Regions from separate parts of the Mus musculus genome. Here regions 1 and 2 are each linked to region 3. Evidence: chromatin loops called from intact Hi-C (ENCODE). Cell type or tissue: heart. All regions are shown on one strand.

What was found. Hi-C counts contacts between places; a loop is a spot of excess contacts. Peaks named below come from ENCODE experiments on the same cell type or tissue, not always from the same donor. Only the 100,000 strongest peaks of a DNase experiment are listed, where the experiment ranks them.
Region 1: a loop joins it to region 3, with 4 times the contacts of the local background. A loop is called at or near these places in 16 of 42 quality-filtered maps.
Region 2: a loop joins it to region 3, with 3.0 times the contacts of the local background. A loop is called at or near these places in 17 of 42 quality-filtered maps.

What each region holds. Positions count from the first base shown.
Region 1 is chr7:36,691,786-36,699,785 of GRCm38, reverse strand. Gm36722 reads left to right here and starts at 1,564. Exons shown (of 3, transcript XM_030243157.1): 1 at 1,564-3,929. The coding sequence starts at 1,676. The coding sequence ends at 2,923. It overlaps Tshz3 (teashirt zinc finger family member 3), which reads right to left and starts at 1,668. Exons shown (of 2, transcript NM_172298.3): 1 at 1,497-1,668. The coding sequence starts at 1,536. In heart, a CTCF peak has its summit at 3,587; DNase peaks (open chromatin) are centred at 1,935, 2,455, 3,165, 3,715 and 2 weaker places; H3K4me3 peaks cover 4,575 bases; H3K27ac peaks cover 3,450 bases; H3K27me3 peaks cover 4,582 bases.
Region 2 is chr7:36,705,605-36,713,604 of GRCm38, reverse strand. The region is part of intron 1 of Tshz3 (teashirt zinc finger family member 3); the gene reads right to left. Among named protein-coding and RNA genes, the nearest start is that of Gm36722, 11 kb to the right of the region's middle. In heart, CTCF peaks have their summits at 1,643 (motif pointing right) and 4,133; DNase peaks (open chromatin) are centred at 4,194 and 5,409; H3K4me3 peaks cover 867 bases; H3K27ac peaks cover 1,282 bases.
Region 3 is chr7:37,341,462-37,349,461 of GRCm38, reverse strand. It overlaps a transcript of Zfp536 not described here. Among named protein-coding and RNA genes, the nearest start is that of Gm30483, 17 kb to the right of the region's middle. In heart, CTCF peaks have their summits at 3,239 (motif pointing right) and 5,931 (motif pointing right); no DNase peak of the experiment used is centred here; H3K4me3 peaks cover 1,304 bases; H3K27ac peaks cover 1,041 bases; H3K27me3 peaks cover 4,420 bases.

The DNA.
Region 1 (8,000 bases), 650 kb after region 3:
CTCTCTGTTGGGATCTTCAAACTTTCTAAATTTGGGTAACACTGAGAGTACAGAGGGAAAACATGCCTTCATTCTATGCACCAAACCAAGTTGAATCCCCCTCCCCCCTAAGGTTTCTTCACAACACTGTCAGACCAATACACTTCTGGGAGAAGTACCTTATGGTTGCTTCCCTGTGACCCTGGTAAAGAGACTGAAGGCCAGAGTGCAGCTGAGGTGGGAGCCCCGCTGGTCTGATGGCAATCACCAGCAGCAGCAGCCTGCATAGCACCATCACTAGCCTGTATCCCACCAGCACGTGGAACATTACCTCGGTGACCCTTCTTCGCTCAGCCCTCCCCTCTTTTATCAAAAGAGAAGTGAGAAGAAAGAAGATTAAAGAAAAGGACTCCTAAGCAACCTTCCCCTTCAGGCAGCGTCTGAGCCTCTGCACGTCTGAGTGTTATTCATATCAAAATACATCACGTCCATATGTGGTCCTCTCTCGGCAAGCCGCCCCAAATCCCTGAAGTTGCACTGACAGGGCCCTCCTGACGTCACGGAGCTTGGCCTCACTATTGCAAGTGATTTATTGATGTTTATTGGGAATGAATAGATCAAAGGCACAGGCATGACGGGCGATCAATCAGTCATCAAATCAAGGGTGGCAACCGGCCAGAAACCCTTCTTCCAGCCAACGTGCCCCCAACCGACATTATTGCAAAATAATGTTATGTGTGTGGGTTTTGTTTTGTTTTCAATGAATCTCTTTTCCAGAAGGAAAAAAAAAAAAAAATCAGCTCAGTCCTAACAGGAGTTGACGTTCCTGGCAGAAAAAGAGAGGGAGGGGGGAGTACTCAGATATGTCCCAGAACTAAGTGCTAGAAAAGGGTAGGGAGCAGCAGCGGAAAGAGAGGGAGGGGGTAAGAAGACATTCAGGAATGGAGGAAATGTCAGCATCCAACACTGACCTGACAGTCATCTGACAATACCCAGACCCAGTGCGCTCTGGTTTCCACCGCTGTACCGGGTTTGGGCCCAATAAATGAAGAATCAATCGAATTAGCAGTAAGGTGGCCAGAGGGATCCGCTAGCTCACTCTTGCTCGCTCTGGTCCCGGTAGTCACCGGGTACTGCCCGGGACAACGCGGAAGATGTCCCAGAGAACTCAGGTGACCCCGCCCGCCCCCCACCAAAAGGCACGGGTTGGAGAGCGCCTTCCCCGCTGCAGCCGGATCGGCAGAGGCGGGGACCTAAGCCGGCTCGGTGGTCCCCAGGAGGGTGTGCGAGCCGGTCGAGCGAAGAACATAGCGGGGCAACTGGGGGGCGCGCGCACCCGGGCAGGAGAGCCCCGAGCCAGCCGGGCTCCCGGAGTTACTCAGCGCCCGCAGAGACAGACAGAAAATGAGAGAGAGGCGAGGAGTGCGGCGAGCAACGCGGGGGCCGGCGGCCCAGAGGCGCGGCGCGAGCAGAGGAAGAGGAGGAGGACCGGAGGAGGAAGGGGAAGCCGCTCGTACCTGCTGCGCGCCGGGGCGCCTGCTGCTTCCTCCTCGGCATGATGCTTCTCCCGCGACTGCCACCGCCGCCGCCGCCGCCGCCGCCGCTGCCGGGCTGAGCCGAGGGAGGGAGGGGCGGCGGGGGGGGGGCGAGGCGGGCCTGCTCGCAGCCTCCCCCCCGGAGAGCGGCCGCCCGCAGGATGCTGCTGCGCCCCGGCTCTCCGCGTCCCCCCCTCGCTGCGCTCCGCCGCGATCCCCGAACGTGCGGAGGGAAGGAGGGCGGGCAAGGGAGGCGCGGGGAAGGAGGAGCGCGAGGGGGAGGAGGAGGCAGAGGAGGAGGAGGAGGAGGAGGAGGACCGCGCTGCCGGCGGAATGGGAAGTTTGACAAATCGCTCCAGAGGCCCGAGGAGGAGGGGGCGGGGAGGAGCGGTCGCCCTGCCCCCCCCCCGCCCCGTCCCCAGACGAGGTGCGCGGGGTTCGGGGCTGGGGGGCGGGGAGTGAAGGAGGAGAAGGCGGGCAGAGAGATGAGAGGAGGAGCCCAGGAGCGACCCCGGTCGGTCCTGCCCCGCTTCCCGCCCCCAGGCAGGGAGGTCAAGGCATGGGGGGGGGGGGGGTGGAGGGGGGGCGCAGCCGCCGCCGCCGCGGCCCGGGGCTCAGCGGTCCAGTCTTCTGCCCACGGCGCGGCTGGAGCGGCGGCGTCGGCAACAGGCAAGCTTAAAGGAAAAGGAGATGATCGTGTCACTCGCCTGCCCGCGGAGGCGCCCCCAGCCTGGGTCCTGGCCCGGACGCCTGCCCAGGGCCCCCCGCCCAAGTCCAGACACCCGGAGCTGGCCCTCCGTCTCCGCCCCGAGCGCTCTCGCAAAGGCGCGGGGTCCGCCCTGCGGAGCGCGTCCCGGGGCGCCCACAGCCCCCGCCCATCCCTCTTCCCCACCCGGTCTCAACCCCGGGCTGCTCCCGGCTGCCCCTCCCGGCCCACACTCCTCTCCACCCGCCGCGTGCAGCCCCAGAGCGCTCCCCTAGTTGGGATGGTACCCCTATCAAAGATGCCAGGGCCCCGGGGGTGCCCTGGAGAGAAGATGTGCGGGCTGACATGGGTGTGGGCTCTGGGTCTTCCCTCCTGGGACCTACAGTGGCTACCTCCTTCCGTTCCCCCACCCCACCCCCGCCACAAACTTTCCCAGGCTTGTTTCGGGGGTAAGCATGGGAGGGGGCACCTCCAAGTTTCCTTTACTGACTTTGGGACGATCACCGTCTCAGCACCCCGCGTCTCGCCCCCTTGGGCTACTGGCCGCGCCCCCCACCCACTGCGTCGGAGGTTGCCAAGGCGGGAACGGGGGAGGGAGAAGAAACTCGGGTTCCCCTGCCCATCCCCCGCCGGGGTGCGCCCTGGACAGGGTACTGCCCCAGCCGCTCCCAGCTTAGGGGCAGTTCTGGACGAAGGGGATTGATTATTGATTGAGTGATTGGGGTCGCAGAGGCTCCGGGCAGACTCGGCCGATGTGCCCCGGGAAGGAGGCGGCTGGAAGGCTGCGGTGGCGACAGGGCGACGTGGGCTCACTTACTCTGGTGGTGAGGGCGCGGGTGGGCTGGAATTCACGCGGGCGACCCTCGAGCGGTGGCGGCTGAGCGCCAGCCAGAGCTTGAGAGGCGCGGGCGGCGGCGCATCGATGCGCTGCGGGCTCGATTGCGTCTCCCTGGGCCAGCTCTTAGGCCGGGAATGGGGCGGCCGCGGCGCAGCGGGCTCTGGGCGGCGGTGGCTGGGGTGGCCTCTGGGCCCCCAGCTCCCGGGAGCAGCACTATATCTGGGTGCTCCGGCTGGGACCCTGAAACCCACGTGAGCCCCGAGGCCCACAGTCTACCCGAGGGCCGGCACCCTGCGCCCCAGGACTAGCTGCCTGAGCGCACTGGGAGCTGCAAACCCTGGCCTTCCTTTCTTGCTTCTTTTTTTCTTCTTCTTCCTCTTATTTTAAACTTATTCTTCTCTTCCCTCTTATTCAGCCCTGTCTCTTTTTCATGCTTTCTTTGTGGTTGGTTTTTCAAGTTTGTTTTAAAAGTTCACAGCGTGCTTTCTTTTTCTTATAGACCAGGAGACCAAGATCTCACCCTACCGGTAAGATCAAAAGTCTCCGCTCGCCCCCGGCCGGCCGGCTTGGGCTGGGTCCAGACGCCTCCCTGAATGCAGATGTGTGGCTGCTGTCCTCCGGGGCTATAAAGCCGGCTCCAGCGCCTAGGCGCTCGAGAGTTGAGTTAACCCGGTGTGGATCCCGGGCGGAGTCGAGAGCCAGAAGCCGGCTGCGGCTGAGCTCCCGAGCTGCCTGTGTGTGTGTCGCGTACCCGTGGGTGGGTGCGCCTGGGGTGTCTGATGCCTGCGGCCTCAGAGGCCGAAGCAGCGTCTCCTCCAGGCCGTGGAGACGCGGGCCTCGGCGCGTAAAGCTTCTTGCGAGCGAGGGATCGGTGAGTCGTCTGGCCCCGCCGTTGGCCTTACGGTTCAGGTGGCCGCGGCGCCCCTCTGACCTGAAGGAGGGTCGTTGTCCCTGGAGGTCAGACCCAGAAGGTCTGGCTTACATTCAAAGCGGGGAGAGCCCATCTAGGCACGCCGGCGGCGGCGACGTGTTCATAGCGCTGGGTACCACGCACCGGGAGTTCGCCCAAAGGATGCTTCCCTCTCCCTTTGCTTTCTTTTGGTGCTCTCTCAACCTTCGTTCTCTCGCTGCCCACCCCCACCCCTCATACCCTCGTGCCGTGACCCAAGCGGCTCCCCTGTCGCCCGTCCTCACCCCTGCTTGCCAGTGCCTAGCCCTCCCTGCTCAGGCGCCGCGCACTGTGTGATCCGCCCTAACATCTGTCCGTCCAACCATTGGCGCATCCATCAGTGTCAATGGACTGCACATTGCAGCGACAGCCTGTCACGCACAACACGGGCTGTGCGGAGTGCACGCTGCGACCACACTGCCTTGCCCGATGGGGCACTCAAACAGACTCGGCCGTCTTGGCACCGCCTGGATTCCCATTTCTGCTGAGTTCTTTTAGCTACATGCACCCATTCACCTTTGGGGGATCCCAACATGTGCATAGTTTTTCAGGTCGTTCTACGGATGGAACATTGAAACAGCGAAAGTAGGCAAGGTCAGCCTACTCCTTATATTTCCCTAGGATTTATCTTCCCTTCTGCTGTAAGGTTGGGTGTAACTAAAAGAGAAGGGTTCCCCAAATTCTCACCCAACTCAAAGTAGACCCTGAAGCTACCTGAATGCTACCTGAATGCAGGACCTTAACTTCCTTAACCTGGCGAGGTACTAGGTTGTGGGGTTTGCCCCTCTGCATCTAACAAGATTTCAACAATAAAAACTTTGTATAGCCGGGCTGACCGCTGTTTCCAGGGCCTGACATGGAGAAATGCCAACTGATGGACTCTCCGTGAAAATGAAGGGCTCTGTATAGGAAGAAATGGCGTCTGGTAGTAGTAACTCTGAAGTTCACATGTCATTACAGGGGGGAAAAAAAGGGCAGAGCCATATGTTTGAGAAATCAGAGCTTGCAGATAATTCCTGGCTGCCGAGGCTGCATTTTCGAGTTCTTCCTATTGTACTTCTTTGGTTTCTGCTCCTTCTGGATCTACTCAGATGGTAAACACACAAGCACAGGTGTCCCCATGAGTCTGTCCCTCCCAGAGGCCTTTCGATTCTTTAAGAACCTCAGGGGAAGGGTGTGTGTGGGGTCCTACTTCTCTGACATCTGAATGAAGTCTGCCTGGCATTTGACCTGACTTTATTATTGTAAATATTTTCTGTCGACTATCCCGACGGCAAGCAACCCTTTCTGCAGTTCATATCGCTGTTAGGGGATCCCGATGGGAAAAGAGCCGCGTTCAGGCAAGCGCTAAGGGTTGCTAGGTTCTGGGAAAGGCCAGAGAAGTGTTGCATAGGCACGCTCAGGACAGTAACCTGTGCTGTAAGACGTCGCGGCTCCTTGCACCGCCTCATCCAGCGGTCCAGCTGTTTTCTCACTCTACTAGAGGGCGGAAAAGCCTGAGCATGGTAGAGGATATAGAATTCTGTGAAAGATCTACTATGTAGAAATCGTTCCCTCTACTCTTCACAGAGACGCGGTTATCTTTTTAAAAAGCAACAATGGGTTTTCAGTGTCTGTGCAAGTACCTAGGAACTTCTGGTCCACTTTGAATTATGCTGGGTAGTAAATGTCTTAAGTTAAATACGTCTACCTTTGGGAGGTGCCGCGTTTCTGAGAATAATTTCTTAAACCCCTAAAAATAGACAGAGGAAGGAAGGAGATGAATAAAGAGAAACATCCAAACACTCAGTGCCAGCCCATGGGGGAAACTGAGAGTTGGCATCTCGGTCAGGAGACTCACCTTGAAACTGGGTGGTCAGATTATGACCCCTTCAACGTTCCCAAGAGCCAAAGAGGCAATCTTGACCACCCCTGAGACTGCATCTAAGACTCAGAGGTCCTCTACCTCCTGCTGAATCTCCAGAAGACTCCCAGAGAGAGTTGTCTAGGTCAGGGGTGAAACACCCTACCAAGCTTTTCCAATTTTGAGCCCTGGGTTTCCATTCCTGGGACCGTTTATCATAAGTTTCATCCACCTTGGCTAGCCTGAGCCCCTTGAGGGTGAGGTATACCAATTAGAGACATGGCTCAAAACAGTGTTCTGAGGTGCAAGGAGTCTAGCCCCCTGCCCCCACTGCCCAGTATACTGTTTACAGTTGTATGATGGGATGTAGTGGCTTGGCTATGCCTGGAGGCAGACAAGTTTGTATTCTAGATGGCCGCTAAATGACAGCCCTTCTGGTCCTAGGAAGGCTGGAGTGTCTCTTAGTTGAGTGCCCACCTAGAAGAAAAAAATCCTGAATGCCATCATTCCAGGACCTGGAGCTAGGGCTGGCTGGTGTCTCTCAGCCTAAAGTCTGACCTCAGACGGGGGTACATGCTGAGTCCGTGGAAGGATCATCTTGAAGGACAAGGACTCTGGGAGACTTTGGTGATAGCATGGGCCTTTGGCAACAACCCAGGGTTGCGCCCTGACAAGAGGCCCCAGGAGTAATTCATCTCCAGCCTGAAATGGTCAGAAGCCTAATGGACCTGCTTTTTTCCCCCTCACTTTTCTGGGTTAGGCAGTGGTGGAAAAATGCCATGAGTCCTAACATTACTACCTCAACCTGGCACTGGGCTTCAGTCCCTGCCAGAGCCTGAGGTTAGGAGGGCCTGAGTCAGGCTTTAGCCTGTTTGCTAAAGGTACTTTCTCACAGCAGGGAAAGTTTGTTTCTCTTTTTCCTGGTAGCTTTGTTTTAAGAAACCAGATGTTTTGTTTGTAAATTCTCCCCAAGAACGTTTACAGTTTGAACTTGAAATAAACCTTTGAAAATCAGGGCGGTGGATTAGGTAGATTAATGCCACTTCTCTCCAGCTTCTGGAGAGCTGTATCAGGGTGCAAGGAGAATGAGACTAAGGGTGGGCGACAGTCGTGTAAGAAAAGGAAGAGAATGGCTTTATGCAAAACCAAGAATTATAAGCACCTCCCAAATCCAACACAGGAAGACACAGCCACATATGCAGGCACACACTTCCATCCCCCTCCTGGTATCGTATCTAGTTTGCTAATTTCTTATGTCTTGGGACTCAGAAGAAAAGACCCAACTTTGACTACATGGCCAGTGCAAGTCTGTGGGTTTTTAGCTGAACTCTGACTTAAAAGCAAAAGGGCTGTAGGGCTTCCCAGGTAGCCTGGCTGCGGGTGATCAGTCCCGGGATTCCGGGATGCAGATGGGGCAGGTTGGAAGCTAGTTCACTAGATTAGCGAGGACTTTGGTTATAAATCCCAGAGGTAGAGCTTTCCATCCCCCAAGAAAGCTGGTGCCTGCTGCTTCCCCTTCCTTTTGCTTCATCCCCACTCCCCATCCTAGATTCCTGGGCAGTTAGCTTAAAGAAAATCTCAACAGAAACTAAACCTAACAGCAGAGGGACAGGAGATGATCTTGGGTGGGGTTGGGTCTAGGCGTAAGCCAGGCAGCTTCGTTATCCACTGTGCCAGTCCCCCATCTCTTCTTCCCTCCCCCAGCCCTATTTTCAAATACCTCCGTTTTCTTCCGAAATGTTTTTTCATTCGTTTACCGAAGTTACGGGAAAACTTTTTGGAGATCGCCGGTTAAATGGAGAAAACTGAAAGTCTTTGTACTTCGGTCTTAACAGGACAGAGCTGCTTTAAGCTCCTTTCAAGAGCAGAGTTTCCAAGGAAAATGCCCTTTGGTCAGACTCCTACCTTCGGACTTGGGTTCTAAGGGAGAATTTTCTCCAAATCCCCCCTACATCATTGCATGCTCTCGCTCCAACTCCACTGAGTGAAATATATTTATAGAAACCATTTGGACATTTAAAAACCAAACAAAACCTATATTCAAGATAGCTGATGCTGGCCACGTAGAGACTCACCCTTGGCCAAGAGTGAGACTCGCCCCTGGCCAGGAATGGCTACTTCTTTGCTGATGGGGATGTGGGAGATGCCCA
Region 2 (8,000 bases), 640 kb after region 3:
TGGGGAGTGGGGAGTCAGCGAGTCCGGGGTTTTTCAGCCATACATTCTGACTTGGTAGCTGGTGTATGCGTAGCCTATAATACTAAGTGCTCCTCCAGAGGCTGAGACAGGAGGATTTGGAGTTTCAAAGGCCAACCCAAGCTATATGGTGAAAGAAAGACCAGCCTAGGCTAATTCTAATTTCATGGACAACAGGATAGGAACAGGATCCAATAACAATAACCAAATCATAGCGGTGGCTCTGTCCTGCCAAGTCTCTTGGAGATACAGGAATCCTTGTATCATAAGCCAGGATGGGGGACTGGGAAATCCCTACCAAACTTCACATGGGACCAGGTCCTCTCCTAAGAAGCAACTGTGTGTTCCACATCCCTGCGCCCTTCTCTCCTTTAGTGAGTCACTTCAACTGCCACCAGGGGTCACCAGGGGGAGCAGGGGCAAGAAACCCAAAGAAGAGACAAAAAAAAAAAAAAGCCTAAATTTCTCAGAACCTGGACTTTACCCCTCACACCCCCGGTTTTACTTCCTTCTTTAAAATAAAGCAGATCTCTCTCTAATTTCACTAGCATTAAAGGTTGAGGATCTTTGTATGTCAATTCCTAAATGCCCCATCTATATAGCAAGGGGAACTTTCAATGCTAGGCCTTCCCCATGAAACTCCAGGTTTTGGAATGACTTTGCTTGACATTAGGCGAAGTGTCTTATCAGCATTTATTAGACAAGGGGAAACGACAAAATGACAAATCTTAAGAATCCCTCAGCCAAGCAGGCAATGATGGTGCACACCTTTAATCCCAGCACTCGGGAGGCAGAGGCAGGTGAATCTCTGAGTTCTGAGTTCGAGTCCAGCCTGGTCTACAAAGAGAATTCTAGAACAGCCACTGCTACAGCAAGGGGGAAAAAAAATCCCTGAGCGAAGACGGTGTATACTGCAGAAGACCTGACTGTGGTTCCCAGCAAGCACTTGCATCTAAGAGATTCGTGCCCAACTGTAACCCCAGTTCCAAGGAATCAGACACCCTCTTCTGACCTCTACAGTCACCTGTACTCACACACACATGCCCACCCGAGACACACAAGCCTAAAACTAAATGAACTCCCCCTCCCCCCACACACACACACCTCTGGACTACCTCCAAACAGCTGTATATCCTGGGAAAAGAAGCACCTCTCACCTGCTATGGCCACCAAAGAAACTGCTCATACCCCAGCAAGGCACCCGCGGACTTTCCAGCACAGCCAAGTCTGTGCTAGTGTGTCATGAGCGAGGACTGCTCCAGAAGACCCTGAAGGTGAAAGACAACTGGTATGTGGTCAGAAAACTATAGGTCTTTGGCAGTTTCCCAGAATCACCTGAGAGCCCAGGAACCCACCAAGGAGATGCTGACTCAAAAGCATTAGAGTCCCTTGTAGTCAAAATCTTGAGGTCAAGCTCTGACTAGGAACACCCTCCAGCCACCTGAACAAGTGAGTCCCCTCTGGGGCCCCCAGCGGCTGAGGCTTATCTGAGTCTTTCTCTTTCACCAAAAGGCCAGGTCTGTATCTTCCAAAGTTGGGCTTCCAAGTGCATCATAGGAGAGGGTGTACTGTCCTGTCCTTGGGACTCACATCCACAGATTCCCAGTGCTTGTCCAAGCATGGTGCTCCAGATGGGGGCGCTACTGCTCTGATCTGGTGTGTCCTGAACACAACTGTTTCAGTGTATTAAAAAAGAAAAAAAAAAAAAAAAAAGAAGTTGCTTTCTTTTTTTTTTCTCATGAATCCTAATAGTCAAGCCTTTCTGTGTTCTGCTAATTTTAGAAGTCCTGCTATTCTTTGGGAGGAGAGTGGTGTGAAAATCAAGCAGAGTACCCAAAAATAAAAGAGTAGATCTGTTTCGGGGATTGCAGCATGCTTAACTGGAAGGCAGCTCGGGATCTGCCACTTTCTATCTTGTCTTTAATACATTTTCCCAATTCCTCTGGAATATTTTAGCCTCAGAGAGAACAGGAATTAACTTCCTAGTCTATGAATATATCTTTGAGGAAACACGGACACTCAAAATGATCTCTAGACCCTGTCTGGAGTAGTAGTAGTAGTAGTAGTTGTTGTTGTTGTTGTTGTTGTTGTTGTTGTTGTTGTTGTTCTTCTTCTTCTTCTTCTTCTTCTTCTTCTTCTTCTTCTTCTTCTTCTTCTTCTTCTACTTCTTCTTCTTCTTCTTCTTCTTCATCTTCTCCTCCTCCTCTTCCTCCTCCTCCTCCCCCTCCTCCTTCTCTTTCTTCTTCCTTTTTAAACAGGATGCTGCAGGCCCCCTGCCGAATGGGAGCCTCCAAAGTGTTCCTTTGAAAATGTTATGGCATGTTCTGGGCACACAAGTGAAGGGACGGGAACCTTGCACTGGGGACAGTTTGTAGTGTGCCCTTCAATCTTCCCACTTTGACTTTTATAAAATCAACCCTACTTTAAAGAATTGGGTTCTCTCAGAGTTACCAGAAAGACAGAAAGGCAACTAACTATGCCCCAGCTGGCTGGGTCCCACTGTGGTCACGTGGTGGGCCGGCAGCACAGGAAACATAAGCACACAGGCTACCTGCAGACTCCAGCCCACACCTCCTTACCAAGCGGGGACACCAGAGATTTGTAACAGAAAGTTAGACTCTGTGTCAAGCCCTTCATGCAAACAATAAATATTACTTCTGCTCATAACTGGACTTTTCTCCAGCATCGTCTTTGAATGTTGAACCTTTTTCAATTAATTAAAAGCCATGCACTGCAGAGTGCATATTTTATCAGCCCTCAGCTGCTTAAGTGTCTAGAAAAGACCAGGCCGTTTTTCTTTCTTTCTTTCTTTCTCTTTTTTTTTTCCAGGCAAACCAGAGCAAGTACTTGCAAGGGTCATATCTTTTTAATTATCTTTTCTCTCTTTGATTAATTATTCCGTCTGACAATAGCGTGTTTCTAATGCTATTCACCTGCCTTTGATGATTGACAACTTTTCTGTCTGATTCAGAGCAAACAGCTGCTGCCACAATCTCCTAGCAACCCGGGTGTGATGGATGAGCCCCCAAGATGGATGGTTGCAATAAATCATGTCTCCAGCCATAAAACTGAGAAAAGGGGATAAGAAGAAAAGCGAACAAAAAACAAAACAAGATTTCTTCCCATGAGTGCACTCCGTTCCTTACCAATTATACCTGAACCGGACTTTATACCTATCAGCAGCAAAGTTTTCCTAATCAGAAAAAAAAAAAATGGGAAGGCAGCATTTTGTATCAAAGGTGTTTACAATTCTTTCTGCAAATCAGTACTTGTACTCTTAATTACCTCCGACACTGCCCGGTGCAAGGGCAGGCGATCAAAGTTTTGCCTTCTTCCGGGAAGTCTCAGCAAGCAGCGACAGCAGCAGCTGGACTAGCCTGATGTGGTACCAGGCACCAACAAAAGATGGATCTGATTCTACCCGGTTTGAGGCAACCGCTGGGCAAGCCCCGGAGTGGACCCTAAGCCATGGCCGTGGGCAGAGCAAAGTGTCTGAGTGCTAATAAAGTTATTTCAAATCACACACACAGGCACGTACACAGGCACACACGAGCACACATACACGTGTACAAACACACACACACACACACACACACACACACACACACACACACACACACACACACAAATGCCTGTTACCTAGCACACAGCCAGAGTCCCAATTCTTTCAGCTTCCAATACTTTTCACGTGTGCAGGGAGTTTCTTCCCAGCATTCTCTAGGCACATACATTCTACCCTTCCACAAGTTCTAGATTCTTAATTTTATAGTTGAAAAAAGAAAATCTCCATCTAACTTTCTGTCCCATCATTCTTAAAAATGAATGGCCACACTGTAAGTCACACAAGAAACCTTCTATCTCATCAGCAACCCAAATAAAGTTGCATACTGAATATGAACACTGCTCCTGACAATGAAGTCTGCACTATATTTTGCAGTTTAGGAGGCTGGAGCAGGGAGGCCCACAGCTTCTCTTTTCCTTTTTCCATCAGGGAGCCAGGCACCAAGGGCTCCAACGCAGAATAGTATGTATACAGGCCATCAGGTTGCCACAGCCTCCCTCCAGACAGCTGGGGGCTCTGGTGGCAAGCCAGCCTGCGTCCCTAAGTACTTCCAGTAGGTGGGGGTGTCCCAGTGCACAGAGCTTGAGGGTGCAAAAGCAGCAGAAATGATTAACTGGCAGGGCCTGCAAACAGCTGTCCACATCAGTCCTGGTGGGGGTCTGTGGGGGCCCAGCTGCAGAGAACAGAGTGCAGACACAAAGAAAAAGAGGCTGCTGGGAGCAGAGGCAGGGAGCCACAAAGCATCATTTTTTATCTAAAATATTCTTGAGACATACAAGTGTTTTTCTACTTCACTCTCACACTGCTAACCAAGCCAACCAGTATTTTTTTTAAGTTATATTATGCTATTTTTTAAGTTATATTGTGCTAAAGCTTTTTCAATACAGATTTTAAAAAAAAAGAAGCATGACAGAGTTTGTTATTTTTTTTTTTTAAATCAAACAAGGGTTCTGGCTTCAGCAACTACGGCTCTGTTTATATTTTAATGTTTGGTACGTGACTGCCTCTATGAGGGAAGAAAGGCAGAGAGAGGGGAGAGAGGGAGAAGGAGAGAGAGGCAGTTAGTTAGTTCCTTGCTTGTTAGCTTTAGTGCCAATCACAGACACTTCTTTTTCCCCCATGTCCTTGAAATTTTTTCAAAATGAAAACTTCACCCCTCCCGGCCTTCATGTTTTGGGAGGTCCTCTATTATAAGTACAAGGTGGGGGGGGGGATTCCTATCTATTCAGCAGCAATGAGAGCCCAAGGCCAATCGATGAAACACACCACACACACACACACACACACACACACACACACACACGCCCACAGCCAGCCCCGGCTGGTCCAACTCTCAAGTTACAGGTTTACTCGGCAAGTCTAAATAATATTCAAAATGATAAATGGCACCCCTAGCCCAGCATCTACCATCAATCTTTTTTTAAGGAACATCCATCTTCAATAACGTACGTTTGAATCATGTGAAGCCAGGAGCCCCGAGACTCATTTATCCCACCCCTCACACGCGGGGCCTTGCTTGAATGATACCTGTCAACTGCCTTCCTTACTCTGGACTAAAGGGAAGAAAAAGAAGTAGGGAGAGGAGAGAGAAGGGGACACAGGAAGGACAGGGACGGACGTCATGCATCAGAAGAGAAGCAGTGTGGCTCGGCAGATCATAGAAAGGGATACAGCATCTTTGGTGCCGCAGCCAATCTCGTACCCCCGTGCCACGCCACACACCCCAAAGAAGACAGCCATCTACAGGGCAAGCTGCAGCCTCCCATCTCCCTGCCTCTCCTCTCTCCTCCCTCTGCCTCTCTCACCAAATCAGCAGAGCTTCGTGAGCAAGCCACACTGTACTGGAGGAGGAGGGGACAACCGGGCTTCCCTCCCCTCGCTGTTGTCTGGCCAGGGCCCATATGATAAATGACATATGTCATTCTGTCAGGGGGAAAGGGTGGGTCAGTGATGTATGAGTCCGCTGAAAAGGAAATCGACTGTTTGGCATGGCGAGGCTCTTCTCCACCAGGATTTAGTTTCAGAACTCTGAAATGAATTCTCCGACGTTTCAAGTGCATACTTAGGGCAGGCTGCCGGGAGGCCTGGGGAAATCGCACTTTATCCTCCCCCTGTCCTTCTGATGGTGGAAGCTCGCACACGCATACACACACACACACACACACACACACACACACACACACTTATGCACACCCTAAACCAATCCCACCACCAGATACCTGGGAAAGCCTGTGTGCATGTCAGTGCCCCCAGCAGGCACACGCTGGGGGTTATTAAAAAATACAATTAGAAAAAAAAATTTTTAAAAATAATAAAAGAATTGAACTGGAGGGCAGGAAGGTTAGTCCTTTTATTTATTTATTTTTTTAATGGCAAAGGGCTGACACAAAAGCAAGATAAAAATTAGCATGTTTGAAGTAATCGGCCCGCAGCTTGACATCTGCATAGTAAATTTTAAAGGAAAAAAATGTGTCAGACAGCCGTGCGCCGATGCGCCCTCCCCCCTTTCATTAGCTCACTGCCAGGGTGGTACCGCTCAACCTCATTACGGCGGGAGGATTTATGGAGCTGAACCCAATGGCAAAGAAAAGGCATCTGTCAATAATTGTAGGAAGCTGCACTCACAGCTTTGAAATCTCATTAAGTATGCAGTTATCAGGCATAAAGATCAAAAACATTACTCAACTCCGACAGAATCTTATGGGGGAACATTAATTAGCAACAGGCCTACAGTACAAAAAGAGAGAGAGAGAGAGAGAGAGAGAGAGAGAGAGAGAGAGAGAGAAGGAGAGGGGGGAGACTTCCTCTCACACCTGCCCAAACCCACAAACCTAAACCAACGCTCCCCCTCCCGGGCGACAAAAAATAATTCCTGGCATCTGAGACTGATCAAGAACATGAAACACACACACACACACACACACACACACACACAGAGAGAGAGAGAGAGAGAGAGAGAGAGAGAGAGAGAGAGAGAGAGAAAGGGGGACAGGGAGAGGAAGGGTGGGTGGGTGGTGGGCGGGCGGGCAGCAAGAGAGAAGAGGGGGAGGCAGTGGCTGGCGCGACTGGTTGAGAAAGGCCTGGCTGGCGGTGAGGACAGAAAAGGAAGGAGCTGTCAAACTTGAGGAGGATGTCAGCGCCCGCCCTGATTACAGGGGCCTATGCAGTTCACAGACCTTTTATCATTCCACACATCAAAACCAGCCTGAGAGTCGGAGTCTGAGGACGGAGGCTACAGGTCTGCAGCCCAGGCTAGGCCCAGACCCAGGCCTATGCTGACCACCTGTGCAAGACCTGCTCTCCCTGGGTTTAGGTCTGCAGCCCGGCACTAAAGTCAACAAGGAGCCCTGGACACAAGGTGGGGCATCTCTGCTCCCTTTACACAGCTCTTGGCCTTCCTAGGCGACACTGAAATCCCTTCTCACGCATGCACCTTTGCTTGTTTTTGTGTGTGACCACTCAAGACACACGAAGGACAGCCATGGGGACACAGGCCTGTCATCCTAGCATGCAAGGAGCTTCAGGAAGCAGGGGGTTGGCGGGGGGGGGACTGTAAATTCTAGGCCAGCCTGGGCTACATAGCAAGATGCTGTCTCAAAAACTCACAGATAGATAGATAGTGGAAATCTCACGGAAACTCTTGTCAAGTTCACCCTGGGTTATAAGGCTTTAAAAGGTTCTCTGTAACAATGTCTGGACAGGCGGTGGCTGCAGTTGGGCGTCCACAAGATCAACAAGCTGCCTTAATCCAGGGTACCCAAGAGGGAAAACAGTTAAACGGTATGTTGCCTCGGCCCGCCACACTACCCACACTCTCGAGCTGCATTGGGAGAGAATAATTTACACGTGTTAGGGATTCCCCATGAGCCTTTTGCCTCCAGCATCTCAGGCCAACTTCTATGCCCTGTGGAAGAGATGGATTCATTCTGGGCACAGTGGAGCTGGAAGTGGGGGTGATGAGGTGGCTCCAGAAAAACAGGCAACATGGGCCTTGGGATATCATGAACAGTCACACACACACACACACACACGCACGCACACGCACATGCGCGCACGCGTGTACTCATACACACACATATACACACTCACACATGCATGCACACACACGCAAACATAAACACACAATGAGTCCAGGAAACATACAGAATGTGGATACTGAAGTAAATACGCTGCATTGTATTTCCCTTACATTATTATAGAAAACTAATCTTTCCCACTTACCCAGTGAGCATATGCATTCTCTCCATCCCACCCCCATTTCCCATAATCCTCCATCATGAGAAATCCCAAGGAGCAGAGATATCCCAGCTCTCAGTCCCTCTTATACCACCCTCTGGTGTCATGGCCACCTCTGAAGCCTTTACCTCTGTCCTCTACAGCAGACAAAAACCTTCTCTTAATTGGCCAAATCTTTAAGGAA
Region 3 (8,000 bases):
GTCCCTCTGCTTCCTGGCAATTGGGGAATTGGGCCTTCATTTGGGAGCATAGAGGACACACATTTGAGATGTGAGCCACCCCTGGAAACAGATGCAGATTGCCTCCAACCCTCCCCGACAGACATCTTCCTCTTAGAGCCATATGCTTCCGGGTACAAGAGAGGGGTGGTGAGGCCACCAGAGCCTTAAATCCCATTGTCACCAGCATGCAGGCCCATTCAGTAAAGGTCCCTTTAGCTGGGTGCCAGCATGATTTTTTCCCCCAAAAGTTAATCCATCTTTGTGGGGATTATCAGTAACCTTGCTCCTTTAACTGTCGCTTCATAGTAATCTCTGAACAGAGAGCAATTTCAGGGCATGTAGCCGGATTACTGAGGCCAGGCCTGGGTAGTGAAGGGAGGGGGATAGAGATATAGTCAGAGAAGTGAGGCATGCTAGTGAGGAGACTCAGGGGAGCCTGGAGTACGAGGCTTCAACAGCAGGCGAAGAACACAGTGGGCAAGGTCACTTGTGACCTTGGGGACAGTTTGGGGCTCGGAGGCTGTCCCTTCAGGACCTCCTTGGAGGCTGAGGTCTGGGTATAGGCATTGCGGAAGGACCAGACTGGGCCGGGATTCAGGTAAGGAGGTCAGAGGCAGGTGCAGCTGGCTCCCAGCCGTCTGCAGACCTGTCTGCCTTGGCCCCCACGGGGCCTCTGAAAGCCTGGAATTGGTACTTAACATTTAGTACTCGGGGGAGTTCACATCAAAATCTGTGCTTCTGCTTCTCTGGGAAATTTAGAGAACTCACAAGCCTTGGTCTGCTCCTTTGTGAGGCAGGGCGATAGCCTGGTGCCAGGCGGCCGCTGGCCTTGCAGGCTTAGGACTCTGGGTGCCCAACCTGACCCATGTTAGGAACTAGGCCCGTGTGTATCTCACCACTGGGCCAGGACGTCAGCCCTGCATGCGCTCCATAACCTTTTGCTGGCCTAGGCTTGAGGGAAGAATGCAAGAGGCAAGACAGGGCTGTAGCAGGTGGTGTGGCCCGAGAGAAGCATCAGGTTGAGTGAAGATAATGCTCTCAGAGAGGGACGGTACAGTCCACAGTCCACTGGTCCTCAGCGTACCCTTCTCTAATCGCTTCAGAACAGTTGGCAGGGTGCCCTCATGGACCCCACGTTCACCACCTTCACTCCAATGTTCTAAGTCACCAGGGAAGCCTCACTCAGCCCAGAATGAGCTGGTTTATAGCCTGCATGTATGAAGCAGTCACTACCTAGTTTCCTGGGGGAAGACTGTTTGTTTATGGACACAGTCTCACTCAGTAGCCCAGGCTCTCTAGAAGGAAGGTCTCATCTGCCTCTGCCTCTGCCTCTGCCTCTGCCTCTGCCTCTGCCTCTGCCTCTGCCTCTGCCTCTGCCTCTGCCTCTGCCTCTGCCTCTGCCTCTGCCTCTGCCTCTGCCTCTGCCTCTGCCTCTGCCTCTGCCTCTGCCTCTCTGCCTCTGCCTCTGCCTCTCTGCCTCTGCCTCTGCCTCTGCCTCCCAAGTATGAGGTGATAGGTGCGGATCACCGCCATGTCATGCTCCAAAACTGTCTTTATTTGCCAGGTCTCTGTGTCAGGCCTCTGAGAGGGCTCTGTTGGGAGGGGTAGAGCCCATGTGTAGGACAACAACGTACAGATAGTGTATTCCACACCCAAGCAATGGGAAATTCCTTCCTTGGTGTGTCTTTTCCCCTTTTGTTGGGAGGGCAGCCTGGAGAAGGTCGGTGGAGACTAAAGGGAGTTTCTCCCAGCCCTTAGCATGGCATTCTGCCCAAGAGAGATAGTGTTGGGTTGCTTATTCGACTTTCCTCCTTCCTCATTGTCATAATTTGGTTTCCGGGGAGCTGGTCTTCAACTGCATCTAGAGGCAGGAGATCGTCGAGATGCAAGCTCATTTGATGGTTTTTAATTACCAAGGCAAGGGAGTCGTCGCTCTGCATCCATTTGCAGCCTCTGGTCTCTGGGTAGCGCCCCCCCACACCTTGATGGCACCTCTGGAATCTGAGATGGTGTCAGCCCAGCCAATGTGGATGACAACAGGCATTAATTGCATCCCGAAGGAGGCTTTACTGAAGTTGGGGTCACTCCACTGTGGCGTCCAAAAGCGCGTTGTGCATACACGGCAGTGCAAGAGGGAGAGGGATGCTCTTAGCCACACAGGCTGGAAGAGAAGGGGAAAGAGGTTCTCATAGGATCCTAAGAGAACAAGGAGGGAGAGGCTGGAGGACCCATGTTCAAGAGTCCCATCTTCCCGTCTCTAAACCCCATTGCCCTTGTTACTAACACGAGCCGGAGCTCTAAATCCTAACTACAGGTCTTAAGCCACAATCACACACACTAAGGTTTGGGATTTATCCACACCCTGTCTCCAGATATGTTGACAATGAGGCCACTGTGTGCAGAGAGATGTAGGTCAACAAGAGGTTTCCCCTTTGGGGAGGGAATCCACCAGAAAAATTGATGAGGCAAGACATGAGTTCTCTGCCCCGCCCCCAACATGTGAATTTGTGTTTTTCATGTCTGCTGGGAAAATACAGCAGCACACACGGCCTACATGGGCACAGCATGTTGATTCTTGGTAAGTGACCAGCTCCTGGACAAAGCTGGCAGGGGCATCCAACTCAGACACTACACCCATTTCTTTGACAAGATGTCTTCTCCCTTGTTATCCCCAAGGGCCGCTGGTCCAACTTGGAAGAAGTTTAAGTAACATTGGCAGGGGCACTTCAATGTCCCCCTTGCCGAGGCTTCCCATGTGCTTCAGGTATGGTGTCAGTTCTGAGAACCCCTACCCTGCCTTCCTTTGGGATCAGAGAGAATGGGTTGGGGGAAATGGGTGATAGCTTGTTCTCTATTCCTCTGCCATCCATCCCCGAGACGCCATCTCCCCACAGGATAGAAAGAATCACCTGTCTGTTTTTGGCACCAACACCCTCACGAAAGCCGTAAGAATATGGTGACCTTCACTCTGGTCTCCATGACGACAAGATGGTATATGTATAATTAGTTCAAGCTTATTTTAGGACCAATTCTCTTTTATTTTAGGGCAATGCGAGCTATGATAACTGTAAGCATGTTTACGAGGCGCGCGAGGCTTAGCTGAAATGTGCCAACAATTCTAGTCAAACAGATGGTGACCCCTGATTCAACTTGCCCTCATTCAATTATTCAGCTGTATTTAATTTTCCTCCGAGTGACTCACATGCCATGCAGCCACTTGTCCTCTAGGTGGCACTAGAGACCACCTTTATGGCTACAAATAACCGCGTGCTCCCTAGGTCTCTGAATTTTCTGCCTGGCCTAGGCCGGCAAGGTAGATAACAAAATTTTTGCATTTGAACAATAGTTTCAACCTATTATCAAGTGATATGAAAATGTGGCGAATTACTGGGTCAAATTGTATGCAATTTGGATACAAGCTCTAGATGAGCATCATTCTAAAGAGGGATTTAAAACATTGCCCAGGTTTAATATTCTCTCAGATGATTTGTATGGAGTTTGCAGGGTGCTGTCATATTAAAGCCAGTAAAATTACTGCGGGGAAGTTTTGTGTGCCATCTCAAAATCTCTCTGGTTTAATTCTTTACCAGCTGTGTCGTCTGAGGTTGGGGGACATCTGCCTGTCATCTGTTACTGTCCCCTCCTGATGGTTCCTACCTGTCTGTACATATTTTCAAGCTCAAGGGATCTCTCAAAACTCACCCCCTTCTAGAAAGGATGGAACCGAATCTATTCGGTCACAAGAGTTTGTGGTGCAACAACTAACGGAGCCTGTGGCTTGGGAGCCCCCCCCCCAAAAAAAAATCACTGCAGAGCTGGCTTCTCAGAATCAGGAAGAATAAACGATTCTCTCAGCTGTCTTCTACCCAATCACATCCCAATCCCTTTATACCCTAAATAGGAGGAGGCCCTGTAAGACACACTGAAGCCACAGTTCTCCTCAAGCAAGGTGGCCGAGGCAAGCCAACTGCATAAGTCCCTCAGCCTGTGGCTACCCCTCTTGTCACATCCCCTTGGAGCACTGGGTGTCCGTCCCCTTGTCCAATCCCCCCCCCCCCCCGTCTTCAGTCTGGTCAAGTCACAATGAGAGAACTGTGAGTGGGAAGCAATGCCACTCAGATCCATGCCGACCCCAACGTCTCGAAGCACAAACTGCTTCCAGAGACAATGGGCTGGGTTTTCGGTGGCTTCCTGACTGAGAGGTTCTGGCAAATACAGTCAAGTTCTCTGAACATTGCGGGTTCTCCTTTCCTTTTCATCTAGAGGCAACATGGTGATGGTGAGTGCTGACAGCCCCACACTCAACTCTGGGCCTGGAGTTTCCTGTTGGAAGGCTGGCCTTGCCGGCCACCTTCCACTTGGTCCTGTTGTTTTACCTACAGTGATGTCACTCACGGCGATGTGATGGTGGGTAAGCACCTGCAGCAGCTAGGGCCTGACCTTGGGCTCACTAGCACAGCTGGCCTTACCACACCCCAAGGGCAGACGGAATGGTGCCCTGTTTGTGTCTGGGACAGTCAAACCTAACCTGTTATAGCCATTCTGGCTGCGATTCTGGCAGGATTCAGTGAGTTACATGGTCTTTGAATGGGTGTCTCAATTACAGCTATGCCGAAACCAGAAGAATTGATTTACCTCAGACTCAGCACCTCTCTTGGGGTATCAGAGTCGGCTTGTCCTTCCCACTTTTAGGTAAATTTGGGGTGGGGGAGCTTCATTAAGGTGCTACAAAGAATTGAGCAAACCACTCCGTGTGTCCCTGGATCCTCTGCTCTGAGCCAGCCACCGTCCCCTAGGGATGGAGTGACAGAGCAAGGTGATTCAGAAGGAACAAGAAGTGGCGTCCCACGCCCTCTCTTAGCCTCTTCTGTGCTGCTGGGTGTTTCTGCAGAGCAAGGAGGCAGGGGCACCTGGGACTCTTTCAAAGGGAGCTCTCTCATTAGTGTATGTCCCGAGTGAGATTGTATAGGCTCATACACACAGAATTCTGGCATTTTCTGCAGCCTGTCTCTTTTCAGACTGGGCATGGGGAGCACTCTGAAATAGACAGGAAAGAGGGAAGAGACAGGCAGGGAAGTGATACATTTGTTAGCCACGTAATGATTGAAAACCAAACCAAACCAAACCAACCACCCCGCCCCCCGGTCCCACAAACGCTGTAGAAATGGCTCCTCAGATCTCCAGCTTCAATATGGATTTATTTTTATTACATAAATACATCACTGTGGTATTGTATTTTAAAGAAATAGCGCCCTGCGCCAGGGCAGCAAAAGTTGCTGGACGCTGTGCCCGGTGGGGCCGCCACTGTGGCTCTTGGCCTTCCCTGAGGCCTGGATCCCCGTCTACCGTGCCACCTGCCCTGCCACCTCAACATTCTTTCTAAGATGCCAAGTTTCTGCGGCTCCTGGAGCACCACTCTCCTTTGTTCTGAGGACTCTCTCCACGAGGAGGCCAACTGCGTCTTTACAAAGAAACTAAGGGGCAGGATCTGAACCTATGTGGGAACGCAGGGGCCCCCCCAGCAGGTGGCCGCGCATGCGCTGAGGCAGAAGCCAGGGAAAGTTTGTGCTTTTTGCTGTGATTACTGTCCCCCAAGCCTCTGCTCACTGAGGGGTTCTGAGCTCACACACCCCCCCCTGCTTCCCCGGCACACTCCGGTTTCTTAGCTCCTGCAATTAGATCCCGACTAAGGCAGGCACACCCCACGTTATTCACTGGGGGAGCTCTGAGAAGATCACTTCAGGAGTCTGAGCTGTCCCTAAGGGACTCATTTCACAGAGACCAGCCTCCCCCCACCCCCCAATGCCCAGGAATCCACTCTTCACTTTTTCTTTTTCTTTCTTTCTTTCTTTTTTCTTTTCTTTTCTTTTTTTGGGGGGGGGACCAACTCTTCCTTTTCCCTGAAGGTGGCAGTAAAGGAAAAAAATGAGCCTCTTTGAAGAGTTGGGAATTTTATTACAAAACAGATGGCGAACTGGGCATCCCCGTTGTCCCCCCCCCCCATGTGCCCGAAAGCCTTGGTAAAGGAAGCTATAGCCCCTCAGAGTGGTGTTCGCAGGATTGCTCCCCTCGCATAGTGGCAGCGTGGTAAGTCAGCCCAGAGCTGATGACCACGGGCTCAGCCGGCCTCCTCGTGCCCCCCTTAGTCCCTTACCAGGATAATTGAGGACCATAATGCGGGGGGAAGAGCGCAGAGGCTCCCGCGGGCTGTCAGGTATCTGCTAGTGTCTTCATGTCATCCGTCAGCATTGAGCCTCTCTGTCATCTCTTCTCAGCCTTCAGCGCCGTGAGCCCTCACCACGTTCATTATCTCGGCTCAGGCCGGCCCTCCCCCCGGCTCCCCCCACCGGGTAAATGCATCTTTGTGCAACTCTCAGTCTCCGATTATGAATCGATGATCATGTGGTATAAGAGAGATAGATGGCTTTTAGTCGCATCTTGGCTTCCCTAATTGTAAAATATTAGTTACATTACACTGTGTCTTTTGATTAATGGAACTTATTTGGAGTAGCCTATCCGAACCCTCCCCCTTCCACAGCCCTCCACTGACTTTTGAGAATTGAGTGATCTCACTTAAAGCAGACAAATAGGCCCTTCAGTGAGGAGACAGCGGCGCTGCGATACTGAGGGCCAGACAGGCTCTGCAGACAAAGTCCTGTGTTCCCGAGAAAGGCTTCAGCCTCGCTAACGCCAGCCTCACACCTCTGATCCGCCCTGGACAGCGAGTTTCTCCTTCTGTGTCATTTCCCCCTCTTGGCAAACAAAACCCATCTTGCTGACTTGCAAAACAGGATGTGAAACAAAATTTAATTAAAATTAAATAAATCGCAGATTGCCGAATCGCCACGTCCAGCTTTCAAGGAGACAGTCAAATCTGAACTTTGATGGATTTCAGTCCTGGCTATGCCAGGGGGCTCCCTTCTTCCTGGATGGCATGTGGCTTCAAATCAGCCTCGTGTCCATCACATTAGACATGGGAAGATGTTTGTTCTTTAACTGGGAATTTAGTTTGCACAATTTATTTAAATATGATCTGTTGATAAAGCCTTTGCCACATAAAAGGGAAAATAGTGGCTATATCTGTTTATTAGTTGCTTGCTCTTAGCCACCAGGCTTTGGGGTGATAGATCCCTCATAAATAACCTATTCTTTAGTAGAAATCCAAGGCCATATTCACTTCAACTTATCAGCTCAATTCAAAAGGTCTATTTCTTGTCAATGGGTGCAATGTCTATATCTTGGGAATCAGGAAGGCTTCGCAAACGCCTAAAAGACGCCACAGATCGGAACTCCAGCATGCATTCTGGTGGGGCATTTTGAGGACACATGCTATATAGAATGCATGCAAGTATTCATATCTATTCTTAGTTTTACAGGAGCTGCTTTGTATTTTATTCTGACCTTTGGGTTTTTCTTTTTTTTACTTTTATTCATATATATACATATATATATTTTTTTTCAGACACTGACACTTCTTGTGTTTCCTGGGGACATGCTATTTCATTTAACAGACTTGTAGCAAAAGATTGATTTTATTATGTGTATAGAAAGCTGGTAACATTTTACATGGTATTTTTCTTTTTTTTGAAGAGAGTAACAATACACTTAAGGCTGCCAGGAAGACTGGAAGCAACAGAATAAGAGGACTGACTATAAAACTCATTTGAGGAACAAGGTGCTTGCAGATTGGCCTTCTGCATCAGCGCAGCCCCACCAGCAGCACCCTGTGTTACAGGCTGCACAGTGGGCCCCACAGTGTCTGCAGAATCGGCACCCACAGCGGCTCTGGGGTACCAACCCCAGTGCCCCCTCGTCTCCCGCTCCCCATCCATGCTTAGATTCGGGGGATTTAGACATTTGGCTTTTGTGTGTAGTTTTGACTCCTTGCTCTGAGGAAAGTGTATTCTGGAAGACTCTTTGTTCCGAGTGTCAAGGGACTTTTGAAAATGTCAGCTGATTTTGGGCTGTTCTATCTACCA